Linked DNA regions of Mus musculus: region 2 is linked to region 1. A link is a loop called in an ENCODE intact Hi-C map of the cell type or tissue named here. Cell type or tissue: heart. All regions are shown on one strand.

Evidence for each region. Hi-C counts contacts between places; a loop is a spot of excess contacts. Peaks named below come from ENCODE experiments on the same cell type or tissue, not always from the same donor. Only the 100,000 strongest peaks of a DNase experiment are listed, where the experiment ranks them.
Region 2: a loop joins it to region 1, with 5 times the contacts of the local background. A loop is called at or near these places in 8 of 42 quality-filtered maps.

The regions. Positions count from the first base shown.
Region 1 is chr4:83,182,073-83,184,572 of GRCm38, forward strand. The region is part of intron 1 of Gm46887 (a long non-coding RNA gene); the gene reads right to left. Among named protein-coding and RNA genes, the nearest start is that of Gm46887, 3.2 kb to the right of the region's middle. In heart, a CTCF peak has its summit at 1,435; no DNase peak of the experiment used is centred here.
Region 2 is chr4:82,641,818-82,644,317 of GRCm38, forward strand. No RefSeq gene overlaps it. Among named protein-coding and RNA genes, the nearest start is that of n-THgtg10, 23 kb to the left of the region's middle. In heart, a CTCF peak has its summit at 1,385 (motif pointing right); no DNase peak of the experiment used is centred here; H3K27ac peaks cover 270 bases.

The sequences.
Region 1 (2,500 bases):
TCAGTGCCCTAGAAGTCCAGTTACACTACTTCCTATTGGTCAATCAGTTTTATCTTAACAAGAAGAAACTAGGTTTCTAGTCCTGAGGTCTGATGCTGTAAGTTCAACAGAAACCAAAGATTCATCACTGCATATACTAGGTATTCAGAGACCACTGGGATCACCCCTTCTCAGATCGGACACAAGTATTCTCAGGAATAAATTGCCTTTGATTCAAAGAACAAATGAGAGGATAGACTAAACCTGCCTGGAATGACACCCAGGTAATTCGATACGCACATGCTAAACAGTGCATGCACAACACAGGAATGCCAAAAACACATAGAGCCAAGGATCCACAGAGTGGCCCCAGAATAGCTATCACTCCATTGCCAAGGGCTCTGAAATAAGACTAAGAAAGGAACTTTCTTGCTTGAGGTCATCAAAACATTGTTAAAACGAGAACAAGCCTTCCCACAGTGTTCTTTGAAGACCACAGTGTACGCTTAGAAGTGGACGTTTCCTTGGCTGAAAGCCAGTCTCGTTCCTTTCCACTGATCAGATCTCTTGCTGAAGACTGTCTGAAGGGAAAGTGGCCTAGGCATCAGATGACCCAGGAAACTCATCCCTGGAGGTAAAATTGATACCAGTGACCCAACGTTCTGGAGGGCACAGTGAGGAAAGGAAGCACACCCACTTGCCTACCCAGACTCCTTCAGTGCCTGTCAACAGATGGTGAAGATATAGAGCTAAAGGGTAGCATGAAGGTGTGGCCTGTAGGTGTGATCTCAGGTGGACTGTAAGTGTGATCTCAGAGTGGACTGTAGGAGTGACCTCATATTGAGCTGATGGTGTGATCTCAGAGTGGCCTGATAGTGTAGACTCAGAGAGACCTGATAGTGAGACCTCAGAGTGGCCTAAACCATAATGCCTTTGATTGCTCCAGCAAATTCCCAAGTACCAAAAATCTCTGATTTTCCCATTTCAACTCTCTCTTCTTGTTAACTGGAGACAGAATCACCAATAATGTGTGTGGGTTGTTCTTTTTTTCATGCCTTTGTTTACATCTAATGGTGTAGCCTTGTGTTTCAAAAAATATTTTCTCCTTTCCATTACTTTGATGATAAAGATCATTATCACCCCTTCAAAACAAAAATTCTGTACCAAAGCTGGAATACTTCATGAGAGAGAAGGTGCTTCCGTGTTCTTGAGAGCGAACAGTGAAGAGCATGAGTCCCCATTTTCTGGTCTAAGCATGAGATGACAGAAAGTGGGGTCACTCAAACAACTCAGATTGCCCCCGCCCCCTCCCAGAACAATAACACTGGGAGCAGCTTCTGCAGCTCAGAGGAAGCAAGTGTCTCTAATTAGGGAGCAAGAGCAGCTGAGGTAACTATTCTGGCAGCTGAGAAATTGCCTGATTTCTGTTTGTGAAGGTTGCCACCTACTGAGGAGCCTGCAACACTGCACCCGGCCTGAAAGAAAGGGCAGAGGATAAGGAGAAGGCAGGGTGAGGACAATAATACACAGGGGCATGGTGGACGGTGCCCACATGGCACACAGCATAGAGTCATGGTTATGAGAGGGTTCGGGTGGGAAATTGCATGTGGGAGAGGTCTACCTGAGCCTACAGGGCTCCGTGAAGCTTCTCCAAAGGGCTGAGGAGAGAGTGTGAAGCAGAAGTCAGGGGACTCAAACACCGAAGGAAGGAAATAATGGCAGACCCCAGGTGGTGGCAGCACTGGCCATAGAAGACCATTTGCCCTAATAATTTGTATTAAATGATACTTGACCCGGAGGGCTTTTCGAGGATAAATTAGGACACCCCCTCCCCCCAAAAAAGTTGAAGACTCACCAAGGCCTGACAGAAGTGCCCGGCAATTAAGAATCAATGAGCAGGTAAAGATGCCCCTGGGGGAGGCACAGAGAGGTCTTTGTGCTCATAAACACTAGGGAACCTGGAATGTTAAACACACAGGGCTGTTCCTTCAAAGGAAGGGATATACACCCTGCTACCTGCCCAGAGATCTGGAAGCAGACGTAGTTAATAACACGGTGATCTTTGTGCTATATGAGTGAGCTGGGGACCACACCAGACACTCCCCAAAACTCCTATCGTGAGCTTATTTTTCTCAATCTACAGAACTCATCTCTACCGAATGTGTCACAGGTACTTTACAAAGGATTTCAACATAGTCACATCCGATCTTTATTTAGCTTACTTTGTTCTTCAAGGAGGTTTATGTGGGCTTCATTGTGCACATGTAACCAGGAAAGTTTCCACCAAATTGTGCACTGCTTTAATATGCCTAAACTACTCGAGGTCAGATTCCCACAGTTTGGACCAATACCAGCTATTTAGTCGTGCTGAACGAAATTGCATGCTGATCATTACTCTGCTGGATGTGGTGGTTGTAGAGAACACACACACACAATCCAATCAGAAATCTCTGGACAGAGCTGGCTACTGTGACTCACACCTGTGATCCCATGTGTTCAGGATGCTGAGGCAAGAGGATTG
Region 2 (2,500 bases), 540 kb before region 1:
ATTTAACTATACTTTTATGCAAGGTATGGTATTTAACTATACTTTCAGTTATAATCATGTTCAAAGCCTGGCGGCAGTTGCCAAAAGGACAGAGAATAACACATTCATTTGTCACCAAGGCTGACCACAGTGGTTCCTGAAATGCTAATTTTCAGATAATGATACAGTTTCTACACAAACCAATAGATATGAACTCTGTTATAACAATTTGATAATAATTTAAATTAAAAATAGCTTACGGTGATAGCAAGAAAACCTACAACAACCCAGGACTAAATCTAGCAATATCTATTAAGGTGTTTGTGAGTATAGTAACTAAAGGATTTAAAAAGAAAATCTAAGATAGAAAGATGGCTTCTGAGTAATGCCCACAGAGGTTTGCTGTCACTGTCTTTAAATGAGATGAAAGGGAAGAAGAGGGCTGTTGACCCTGGAGAATGAAAAGGGACAGGCTCTTCTCTAAAGCTTTTGGAAGGAATGCAGTCCTGCTGACACTGGCTTCAGCCTGTGAGATTCTCCCAGGGTACTAACATTCAGAGCTAACCCTATCTCCATGTGCCGGTTTCATTTAACCCCACCACCGTTTCTGGTTGTAATAGTGCTAAGAATTCCCACAAGAAGACTCAGACATCTCCTTACTTTGGATCAAAAGTTGAAGGGAATCAGCTTCCTCATGAGAAATCTGGCTGGCTAACTAGACAGAAGGACAACACAATGTCCTACAGTGTGAAGCTAGACACAGGTTGGCAGGTCCTTAAGTCAGTGAAAGAAACTTTTCTCTCAAGTTTAATGAAAAATGGGGATATGTTGAGAGAAAGTTACAGAGTGGCCTTATGAGATGGAAATGGGGAAACAGAATCGTACAGTTGCCTACCACCCTGTGTGCTCTCCCCTTGAGGAACGCTAGTATTCTCTTTCCAAAAGGGAAATGAGAACATGACAGGGACTCTGATGTTTCCATTAAGGGGGAAAAAACCCAACAACAAGAACAGCAACAACAACAACAAAAACAAAAAAAGAAACAAAAATCAAAATTAAACACACACACACAAACCCCAGAAAGGAATCACACAGATTCATATTCAAGCACTGTTCTAAACTAAATGGGAAGAACATATTTCTGGTTAATCATAAGGAAATCCAGTGTCAATGCAAAGACGCCTGCACTGGTATTAACAACATGGAGAGAAGAAAATGGCTCATTAATAATTCATCAAGATTACTGTCACCATTAACTGATGCACACTTTGTGATGGATAAGATGGCATAATTGAAACACACACACACACACACACACACACACACACACCTCTTGCAGCTAGGGGTGCTTCCTGGCTGTCATAGTGTTATTCACCACTCGAGGGAGCCCAAGTGTCTTTGGTCTTGGCCTCACTGTAATGACATGGGGGCTTGGTCAAGTGGCACATCCTTCTGTTACTCTGCTGCAGGGTGGACATCCAGGAGAGCTGGTTTCTTTGTTGTCAAGGTCTGTCCTGTGTGCCGTACGATGCTTAGCAGCATCTCTCTAGCTTCTGCCCACTAGTTGCTGATCAAAATGTCACAAGACACTGCCAAATGTCCCTCTCCACTCTCAGGCAGGGATGCCTACTTAGTGAAGCTTCCAGAGCTTCTGGGCCCCCAAAACTCTGACCCCTCACAGAGAAGTGTGGCAGTGTGGAGAAACCCTCAGCTGTATCCGTGCCCCTCTTGTGTGAACAGCCTGGTGACAAGCAGATCTAGGAAGACTGATATGTCTCCTGCCAACCTGGCAGGAGGCATCAGAGAGCTGGAGTCTTGGCCAGCCTTTATAAAGAGTGGAGCACTGCCACGGTCCCTCTGGGTGGTGCTGAGCTCAGGCGATGCTGTTGTCTTCAGGCTTTTGGTAGCAGCTCAAATGATTAGTTAATTATTCATTACTATTTGTCATAAAATCCTGAAGGGCTGCCAAGTGGTATCACGCAGGCAATGCCGAAGCAGAGGACATGTCTTTTCTTATGTTCCAGTGGGTAGCAAACATAGGCTGCTTTGAAAGCATACCAAGGACTCCAGGCACCAGCTTGTGAGTGTCCAGATGGGAGGTCTAAGACGGCAGGTCTTGAAGCTTTGCCCTCCGGGCTTGTGCTTGCACCTGCCCTGTTCTCCTGGCTACCCAAAGCATGAGGCTGGGGGTCGGGAGTGAGGGTTCACATGGAGAGAGATGCTGAAGATGGAAAATGGAGTCCAAGGTCTGGCCAGCACTCAGGTCTCCCATTTGCTCCCAACCCTTTTACCTTTTGCACACAATGGTGGACAGCCAGCCTCCTGAAGAGGGGCCCTCTAGACTCTATTTCTCCTCCCCTTTTCCTTGACCATGGCTCTCTTTGGTATATCTCTTTCCCATTTCTTTTATGGCCACCTTCAGTATTCCCTTTAATCGATAATAATATATACGGATCCTGGTTTGTATTGGGGCTGAAGTCAGCAGAGGACACAGCATGATATGCTCTGGTTTTGAGAACAC